Regions from separate parts of the Homo sapiens genome. Here region 1 is linked to region 2. A link is an interaction called in ENCODE POLR2A ChIA-PET data of the cell type or tissue named here. Cell type or tissue: MCF 10A. All regions are shown on one strand. Links, peaks and the distances in the headings refer to the core of each region. The heading gives the core; the rest is flanking DNA.

Region 1 (5,383 bases), core at 287-5,286, 230 kb after region 2:
ATCCCAATAAAAATAGCAACAGATTTTCCCTGGAGCTATACAAGTTACAAATAAAAGTTCCTAAAGAAAAAAAAAAAAAATAGCCAGGAAAACTTGGGGAGATAGCAACATATGTAGGGAACAGAAATGAAAGCTGTCCTACTAGATACTAAAATAGATTTAAAAGTCTCTAAAATTAAAATGATGTCACACTGGCACATGAATAGACAGACCAACAGAATAAATTCCAGAAACAAACCCAAGAACATACTGAAATCAAATACAGATTGAGTATCCCTTATCCAAAATGCTTGTGACTGGAAATGTTATGGAGTTAAGATTTTTTTTCACATTTTGGAATATTTGCATTATACCCAAATCCGAAAATCTGAAATCCAAAATGCTCCAATGAGCATTTTCTTTGATTCTCACGCTGGTGCTGAAAAAGTTTTAGATACTAGAGCATTTACAATTTCAGATTTTCGAAATTGGGATTCTCAATCTGTACACGATAAAAATGTCATCACAAATCAATGTAACATGGAAAGATGAACATTTTAAACAAACGTGTTGGGACAACCAGATAGTCATTAGGAAAAACATAATTGGATCAATTCCTTATTATACATCAATATAAATTCCAGATGGATCAGAGGCTGAAATGTAAAGTGAAATAACGTAAGTACTAGAAGACAAAATAAGAGTGAAAACCTTTATAATCTGGGAGTGAAAGAAAAAACTTCCCAGCTATTCTCAAAATCTAGGAGCAATAAAAGAGACTACCCATTTTTTTGGTAAAGTTTGCAGGGTAAAAATCATAGCAAAGTCACTTATATCACAGATAAATCTCTAGTATACAATTAGTTCCTAAAAATAAAGTTGCTTTTTTTTTTTTTTTTAATATTTTGAGGCCAGGCACAGTGGCTTACACCCGTAATCCCAGCACTTTGGGAGGCAAAGGCAGGGGGATCACCTAGGCCAGGAGTTTCAGACCAGCCTGGTAACACAGCGAGAGCTGTCTCTACAAAAAATGTTTTAAAATTAGCTGGGTGCGATAGCACATGCCTGTAGACCTAGCTACTCGGGAGGACTTGAGCCTGGGAGGTTGAGGCTGCAATGAGCTATAATTGCACTTACGCACTCTAACCGGGTGACAAAGCAAGATCCTGTCTCAAAAAAATATATATTTTGAAATATTCAATTTTTTAAAAGGTAACAGATGATGAAGTTCACAGAAGAAATGGAAACTGCTAAAACATACCAAAAGATGCTTTGTCATTCATAATAAAAATATACATTTAAAATACATGAGACCTTAACAGCAAAAAGAAACCCACCTAATTCAAAAAAAGGCAAAACATGTATATACAAACCATGAATTTGGATAAATATAGTATATGCATACAAGAAAACAGTATTCAGTCTTAAAAATTAAAATTCTGATACACAGATCTATGTAAAATTCTGATACATAGCTACAAAACATGGATGAACTCTGAAGACATTATGCTAAGTGAAATTAGCCAGTCATGAAAAGACAAAATACTCTATGGTTCCACATATATGGGGTACCTAGAATAGTCAAATTCATAGAGACAGTGGTTCCCAGGGACTGTGGAGAGAAGGAAATAGTAGCTATTGTTTAATGGATAGAGTTTCGGTATGAAATGATGGAGAAGTTCTGGAGAGGGATAGTGGTGATGACGGCACAGTGTGAATCTACTTAATGCCACTAAACTGTACCACTTAAAAATGTTTTAAATGGTACACTTGATGTTATGCATATTTTACCTTTTTTTTTTTCTTTTTGAGACAGAGTCTCACTCTGTTGCCCAGGCTGGAGTGCAGTGGCACAATCTCAGCTCATTGCAACCTCCACCTCCCAGGTTCAAGTAATTCTCCTGCCTCAGCCTCCCAAGTAGCTGGGACTACAGGCGTGCGCCACCATGCCCGGCTAATTATTCTATTTTTAGTACAGATGGGGTTTCACTACGTTGGCCAAGCTGGTCTCGAACTCCTGACCGCGTGATCCGCCCACCTCAGCCTCCCAAAGTGCTGGGATTACAGGTATGAGCCACCGCGCCTGCCCCCCCCAGCCTTTTTTTTTTTTTTTAAACTACATGAAATCATGCTTACCTATCAGACCGGCAAAAATCCAAAAGCTTGGCCGGGTGCAGTGGCTCACACCTGTAATCCCAGCACTTCGGGAGGCGAGGCGGGCGGATCACTTGAGGTCAGGAGTTCGAGACCAGCCTGGCCAACGTGGCAAAATGCTGTCTCTACTAAAAATACAAAAATTAGCTGGGCGTGGTTGCATGTGCCTGTAATCCCAGCTATTAAGGAGGCTGAGGCAGGAGAATCGCTTGAACTCAGGAAGCCAAGGTTGCAGTGAACCAGGATCACACCACTGCACTCCCACCTGGGCAAGAGAGTGAGACTCAGTCTCAAAAAAAAAACAAAAACAAAAACAAAAAAAAAACCCAAAAGCTTGACAGCATAGTTGGCAAAAATGAGGGAAACAGGCATTCTCATAACTATGATGGGAATGTCAAAATGACACCACTTTTACTGAGGGAAATTTGGGGATCTAGAAAAATCACACATAGATTTACCCTTTAACTTGACAATTCTACTTCTAAGGAATCCACTATGAAGAAACAGCCCCATAAATATGCAACAGTATATGCATATGGTTATTGTGATATTATCTGTAGGAGCAAAAGTTTGGAAACAACCCATAAATCCATCAATAAGGGACTGGATGAATATACAAAGATATATCTACCACATAATGGAATACTACAGAACCATAAAATATTTCTAAGTAATAGTGATAGAGAACAATCTTTAGAATATAACATGTAAAAAGCAAGGTGCACACAGTGTATGTAGTCCATTACCTTGTATATGAAGGAGAGGAGCAATGATATGAATATACGTATAGTTTTGCTAACAAAATATCAGAAAGATAAACTCTAACTTTTCAAGAACTACTAATGGGGGAAGGAAAGAATGAGGTAGAAGAAAGATGGAAATGAGACTTTTGAATATAACTTGCAATATAATTATATGCACTGAAAACAGAAAAAAAAAAAAAACTCCTGAAGAATGAAAACAACCGTATACTACTTAGTGATAGAGCCACAAAGAAAAGCTATTTTAACTTTAGAATACAGTATTTTGACTGCACATTCTTAATAAAAATACTACAAAGAAATTGTAAGCCAAACTCAAGTCAATTAGTAGTAATGTTGACATTTTTATTTTGAAACTGTTTTAATACAAGCGGTAAGCCAATGCAAATATTTGAAGAACCAAAATTTTCAGTAAGAAAAAAGATAAATATAAAACCCAGTAAGTTAAATAAAAATCTATAATGTTAAACTTGAACCAAAAACCACGTAAACAGATTTTTTTTCCTCTAAAATGTTTGCTAGCTCTGTCCCTTGAGGAAAATATATCCTATCTCTGTATACGAAAGAGTCCTACAAGCAGTAACAACTCAGTAACACTGAGTACACCCAGTGTACTCACACCAGAGTGTGGTCCATTCCCCACCAGATGGAAAACAGGATTCCTTGAAGGAATGACTGATTATAAGTCTGAAACAGGAAATGTACGAGTTGAGTCCAGGACATTGTGTTGGCCTTGCCAAAAAGCAAGAAATTATCAAAGGTTAATAACCTGTATCACAAAGAACACTGAAACCAACTTAGAAAATAACTCCCATAGGCTAAAAGTGAGACAATTTAAACATCAAGAAGAGTAATTAATATAAGTGAATGAAACACAATGAATATATATAAAACCGCAAGTCATAATTTTAAAAAAGAAAAGAGCCCATACCTCACTAGATACCACTGGAAGTAGCTAAGGCACAAACTCCTAACCCAAAACTTAGTAATTAAAATGAAATTAAGTGTTTATCCTGCCTTTTAAGTGCATAAAATGCACAGGATTATAAAGGAAACCAAATCAGTCATCAAAATATTAAAAATGAATTTGTGATATATGTGCTTTATTAGCAGATTAAACAAGTTCTAGTGGCAGATCTAATAACTATTATAATTCCAATGTAGTAGTGAGCAAAGACAGTATTCTGAGATATCTGCAATAACTGTGATGTGATATGAAAGTATCTCTGGTCTCTCTAGTGGTGACAAACTCACAGATACTATTAATACTTCTTTGGCTTGTGGCCTACAATTATAGTTGATGTAGATGTTAACTTTCAGGTATAGGTCACTAAAAATAAATTAATTTTTCCCCTCTCAAATGTTTCCTGAATTCTACAGTGACCCCAAGCTAAGAATCCCTAAATTAGATGAAAAGTAGGGGAAATTTCCAACAGGCAGATAGGTCTGTCACCAAATGAACTCACTGGTCTTCAAATTCTAAAACCAGACACTGGATGACTCCTGATGCAATGAACATGAAAACACATAGGATTATCTAAGAAGTCATCTTGGCTGGGTGCAGTGGCTCACACCTGTAATCCCAGTACTTTGGGAGGCCAAGGCGGGCAGATCACGAGGTCAGGAGTTCGAGACCAGCCTGGCCAACAGGGTGAAACCCTGTCACTACTAAAAATACAAAAATTAGCCAGGCGTGGTGGCATGCGCCTGTAATCCCAGCTACTTGGTAGGCCAAGACAGAAGAATCACTTGAACCCAAGAGACAAAGGTTGCAGTGGACAGAGGTTACAGTGACCCAAGATCGCACCACTGCAATCCCGCCTGGGCGACAGAGCAAGACTCTGTCTCAAAAAAAAAAAAAAATTAACGTTCTAAAATGTATTATGGTGATGGATACACAACTCTAAATACACTAAAAGTCACTGCATTGTTACCTTTTACTTTGTTTTTTTAAAGACAGGGTTTCATTCTGTCACCCAGGCTAGAGTGCAGTGGCTTGATCATAGCTCACTGCAACCTTGAACTGCTGGGCTGAAATGATCTGCCCACCTCAGCCTCCTGAGTAGCTGAGACTATAAGCAGGCACCAGCACACTCGGCTTTTTATTTTTATTTTTTTAGCAATGGGATCTCACTACGTTGTCCAGGCTAGTCTCAAATTCCTGGCTTTAAGCAATCCTCCTGCCTTGGTCTCCTCCAAAGTGCTAGGATTACAGGCATGTAATCCTGGATTGTACTGTTTAAATAAGTGAATTGTCAATTAAATCTCAATAAAGCTGTTACCAAAAAAACTAAGCCAAAAACTCCCCTTAAGCATTTCAAATGACTAAAGAAAGCCCTCAGCTTTCTGATTTTTTTAATTAGCAAAAGAGTAAGGCTATAGACTACATGTTTGTGTCCCCCCAAAACTCTCATGTTAAGATTCTAGCCGGAAGCGGTGGCTCATGCCTATAATCTCAGCACTTTGGGAGGCCGAGGCAGGCAGATCAC
Region 2 (5,383 bases), core at 285-5,284:
GATGATCTAAAGCACTGTCTCTTGATTTTAGCAAAACCTCTGCAGCTACATTGCACATTTTCATATGAGGAAACTGAGGCATTGAAAGATTCAGTTATTATTCATATGGCTAGTGAGCAGGAATGCTAAGTTTAGCCCCATAGTTGTTTAACTGAAGCTCATTGTCTTGTCTTTTTTTTTTTTTTGAGACGGAGTCTCGCCTAGGCTAGAGTGCGGCGGTACGATCTTGGCTCACTGCACCCTCTGTCTCCCAGGTTCAAGCGATTCTCCTGCCTCAGCCTCCCTAGTAGCTAGGATTACAGGCACACGCCACCACGCCCAGCTAATTTTTGTATTTTTGGTAGAGACAGGGTTTCACCATGTTGGCCAGGCTGGTCTCAAACTCCTGACCTCAGGTGATCTGCCTGCCTCGGCAACCCAGAGTGCTGGGATTCAGGTGTGAGCCACAGCGCCCGGCCGTCTCTCTCTTAAGACTTAATTTTTTTAGAGCAGTTTTAAGTTCAAAGCAAAATTGATAAAGAAAAAAAAAAGGAAAAAAAAAAAGGCCAGGCACAGTGGCTCACACCTGTAATCCGGGTTATCGGGGAGAATGAGACAGGAAGATCACTTGAGGCCAGGAGTTTGAGACCAGCCACCTGGGAAATATAGTAAAACCTGTCTCTAAAAAACAATTTTTTTTTTTATGAACCAGGCGTGGTGGTGTGTGCCTGTAGTTTCGGCTGCCTGGGAGGATGAGGCAGGAGGACTGCTTGAGCCAAGGTCTTTGAGGCTGCAGTGAGCTATGACTGTGCCACTGCATTCTGGCCTGGGTGACAGAGCAAGACCTAGCCTTTTAAGTTTTTTCTGGCCAGGGGTTTTGGGAGGCTAAAGTGGCCTTCTTGAGCTCAGTAGTTCGAGACCAGCCTGGGCAACGTGACAAAACCACGTCTCTACCAGAAATACAAAAGTTAGCCAGGCATAGTGGCACGCACCTATAATCCCAGCTACTCGGGGGGCTAAGGTGGGAGAATTGCTGGATCCCAGGAAGTTGAGGCTATAGTGGGCTATGAGCGCGCCACTGCACTCCAGCCTTGGTAACAGAGTGAGACCCGGTTTCAAAAATAAATAAAAATAAATAAATAAATAATTTTTTCTGAGCGAAAGATAGAGATTTCCTATATATCTCCTTTTCCCACACATGTACAGCCTCCCCCATGATCAACGCCCCCCCCCCCCACTGGGGTGGTGCATTTGTTAAAATTGATGAACCTCCATTGACATCTTATAATCACCCAATGTCCACAGTGTACATTAGGGTTCGCTCTTGGTGTTATATATTTAAAAAAAAAAAAAAAAAAGTCCAGGCACTCTGGCTTACACCTGTAATCTGGGCTATAGGGAAGACTGAGACAGGAAGATCACTTGAGGCCAGGAATTTGAGACCAGCCTGGGAAATATAGTAAAACCTGTCTCTAAAAAACAATTTTTTTTTTAAACGAACCAGGCGTGGTGGTGTGTATAATGACACACCAAATGTATAATGACATGTATCCATCATTATCATACAGAGAAGTTTCACTGCCCTAAAAATCCTCTGTGCCCATTTTTCCCTTTTTCCCTCCAACACTTGGCACCCAGGGATCTTCTTACTGTCTCCATAATTTTGCCGTTTCCAGAATGTCATATAGTTGGAATCATACCACAGATGGCCCCTTCAGATTGGCTGCTTTCACTTAGTAACATGCCTTTAAGTTTCCTTCATGTCTTCGTTCCTTAGTAGCTCATTTCTTTTCAGTGTCATGTAATACTCCGTTGTCTGCGTGTGCCGCGGTTTATCTAGTCACTTACTCAAGGACATCTTGGTCATTTCCAAGTTTTGGCAATTATGAATGAAGCTGCTGTAAACATCTGTGTGCTCACTGTCTTTTCACAAAACATTCTGTCCCCCTTAAGAGGTTTCATGGAGGACTCACTTAGATCCTCTGTGACAAACGGGACATGGTCAAAGCCTGGTGCCAGAGAAGAAAGAACATAGGATTTGTTATCAGGCAGATCTGATTTGGTTGGGAATTTGAATCCCAACTCTCCTCCATCTGTGATTTAAAATCCTCAATATTCTCTGCCATTAATGTACAGTGCTCTATGAAGCATTTAGCCTTCTGTGGGCACGCTGAAATTCATGTGTGAACTATGCTCAAATGGTTGTACAGGTAAAAAAAAACTTGAAGCTCTTAAGGCCGGGTGCAGTGGCTCACGCCTGTAATCCCAGCACTTCGGGAGGCCAAGGCAAGTGGATCACTTGAGCTTAGGAGTTCGAGACCAGCCTAGGCAGCATAGTGAAACCCTGTCTCTTCCAAAAATACAAAAAAAAAAATTAGCTGGGTGTGCTGGTCTGCCCCTGCGGTCCCGGGTACTCAGGAGGCTGAGGCAGGAGGATCGCTTGAGCTTGTGAGGCAGAAGTTGCAGTGAACCAAGATTGTGCCACTGCACTCCCACCTGGGTGACAGAGTGAGACCCCATCTCAAAAAAAAAATTTTTTTTTTGAAGCTCTTGAGCCGAATATCTTTTCTTACAGAGTCTGATATTCTTGCTACTTAGATTATGAAGGCTTTTTGCAAACTTTTTTTCATAGGTCATAGAAAATTTAAGCTTTAGTTGGTCAGTGCTGGGAGGATTACACTTTCTTAGTTAAATACAAACCAGAGAGGCTTTGCCCTAGTGCCCGCCCTCCTCTGAGGTACTAGAAGTACTAGAAGTTCCACACTTTGGCTGTTGTTGTTACTACCAGAATTTGCATTGTTACAGGCCAGCCAGCCACATTCTTGTGTCTTTTGTTTTCAAACTGTTTTAGATAGAGTTTAAGACCTGGAAGTCACCATTGCCTGATTCCCATGGGAAATCTCCTCCAATTATTTAGAGAAAATTCTTCTTGTGGGAAAAAAAAGGGGAAACAAATAACTGATTGTTTAGAGGCTCATAGAAAGAAATTTCCATATATGACCCAACTTCCTTGCCAATGTTTCGGAAAGCTGTGGTTTTGTGAGTCAAGTTCCTACTACCACAGAATGGACGTAATTCCAAGAGAGGATTCTTCATGGTAAAGATGAGAAATACCTTGAAAGTACAGCTCTGAGCCCAAACATGTCATTGAGCGTAATGTGGTTTTTGATAGATTTCTTCCCTCCACAGGCTACGCTCTTAATCTTCCCCACTTGAATAAGAAAGACTTATATGTATATTTTTTTTATCATAATGGAGACTTAGTAAGCTTAAGGGTCTGTTTTTTGTTTTTGTTTTGTTTTTAAGAGGAATTATTTTGAGATCTGGAAATTACACCCTGAATGCAGTAAATTTTTAAAACTGAGCATCACTGGGAACTGAACGTTGCTACTGTTAAGCTTATGGAAGAGCAGAGGGAGACAAGGAAGGAAGGGGTTGATTAGCCACGGTAACTACTCTGAAAGACACACCTTTCCAGTTCAAAGAAGCTTCACTAGCCTTTTGTTTTGTTTTGTTTTTTGAGATGGAGTCTTACTCTGTCTACCAGGCTGGAGGGCAGTGGCTTGATCTGGGTTTGCTGTAACCTCTGCCCCGCCCCCCCCTCCGGGCTCAAGTGACTCTCCTGCCTCAGCCTCCTGAGTAGCTGGGACCGTAGGCATGCACCTCCAGGCCCAGCCGATTTTTGTATTTTTAGTTAGACATGGGATTTTACCATGTTGGCCAGGCTGGTCTTGAACTCCTGACCTCTAGCAATCCACCCACCTTGACCTCGCAAAGTGCTGGCATTATAGCCCCTGAGCCACCACGCCCAGCTCTTCACTAGCCCTTCAAAAATGCGCTTGCAGGCCGGGCGTGGTGGCTCATGCCTGAAATCCCAGCACTTTGGGAGGCCGAGGCAGGTGGATCACCTGAGGTCAGGAGTTCAAGACCAGCCTGGCCAACATGGTGAAACCCCCGTCTATACTAAAAATGCAAAAAATTAGCCAGGCTTGGTGGTGGGCACCTGTAATCCCAGCTACTCAGGGGGCAGAGGTTGCAGTGAGCTGAGATCGTGCCATTGCACTCCAGCCTGGGCAACAAGAGTGAAACTCCATCTCAATAAATAAATAGATAAGTAAAAATAAAAATAACTTCTCCCTTTCGGATTCCCGATGCGGTGGTTGCTGTAAGGGGTCCTCCCTGTGCCACACGGCCATCGCCATGGTGAAGCTGAGCAAAGAGGCCAAGCAGAGACTGCAGCAGCTCTTCAACGGGGGCCAGTTTGCCATCCACTTGGGCTTTATCCCTCTTGTGATTTACCTGGGATTTAAGAGGGGTGCAGATCCTGGAATGTCTGAACCAACTGTTCTGAGCCTACTTTGGGGATAAAGGATTATTTGGTCTTCTGGATTTGGAGGCAATCAGTGGACAGCATGAAAGATGTGTGCTCTGGCTCGGATAAGAGATGGGACATCATTCAGTCACTAGTTGGATGGCACAAGGCTCTTCACAGATGAACCTGTAGCAGAGTGGAACTTGTACTAACTTATGATAGAATGTATCAGAATAAATGTTTTTAACAATGTTAAAAAAATAAAAATAAAATACACTTGCAGTAAGTCACAGTGGCATGGGGTATTTGTTGAATGCACACTCTGTACAGGTGCCTGGACAAGCACAACATCAGTGACTGCCCTTGACCACTTCGGCACACTGGTGAGAGTCAAGCTTCAAGCTTATTCCCCTGTCAAATGAGAAGAACACTAGAGTCGTGTCTCCTGCTTCTGACCCACCTGGGCTGCACCTCCACACTCGGTGGCGTTAAGATGCACCACACTCAGGGGAGTCATTAGGGAGGAAACAGCCACATCGCCTTGAGTTTCTGAAAACCAAATGAATGGCAGTGCTTTCACTGACAATGACAATTCAGTGCAGTAAAGATAAAATACAAAGAGTTGGAGCTTCCAAACTCTCCCCACAGTTCCAAGCTCTCCCCACAGTCTTAGTGGAATTGCGATGGGCCTTTGGTCTGCTGGTCCAGTTAATATGCTCCAAGTAGCATAGGCAGCAGTCTGAACCCAAACCCACTTGGCTGCCGTCCTTCCCAGAATGCCTGTTCCGCAAGCCTGCCATTTGGCTTGTTCTCCCTGCTGTGCGGTGCCAATTAGGTGGACTGTGCTAGAATGTAATTGTCTCCAGGTACAGCTACTGTGAGGAGTAGCCCACTTTCCTTTTGTCCATGATGGGGAGAAGCTTGGAACTTGGGCCAATGTCAAGAGTAAGAAACCAGCTTTGAGGCTTTCCTGAAGACGCACTTCTTCTGAAAAATCGCTCCTGATTCCCCCAGCCCATGGTGATAGGTCCCTGTGGAAACGCTGGAGTCCTCACTGCCTTTATCCATCACTTCACGTTTGGCGTGTGTTGC

Evidence for each region. Peaks named below come from ENCODE experiments on the same cell type or tissue, not always from the same donor. Only the 100,000 strongest peaks of a DNase experiment are listed, where the experiment ranks them.
Region 1: POLR2A ChIA-PET joins it to region 2 with 5 read pairs; 2 of 35 experiments call an interaction of 5 or more read pairs at or near these places.

Annotation. Positions count from the first base shown.
Region 1 is chr5:32,150,357-32,155,739 of GRCh38, forward strand. The region is part of intron 1 of GOLPH3 (golgi phosphoprotein 3); the gene reads right to left. Among named protein-coding and RNA genes, the nearest start is that of GOLPH3, 21 kb to the right of the region's middle. In MCF 10A, for the core only: no CTCF peak of the experiment used is centred there; no DNase peak of the experiment used is centred there.
Region 2 is chr5:31,919,188-31,924,570 of GRCh38, forward strand. All of the region lies in intron 2 of PDZD2 (PDZ domain containing 2), which reads left to right. It overlaps LOC107986346 (mitochondrial import receptor subunit TOM7 homolog), which reads left to right and starts at 4,110. Exons shown (of 1, transcript XM_047417968.1): 1 at 4,110-4,552. The coding sequence starts at 4,180. The coding sequence ends at 4,347. RefSeq lists an enhancer at 3,768-4,267. In MCF 10A, for the core only: no CTCF peak of the experiment used is centred there; a DNase peak (open chromatin) is centred at 3,014.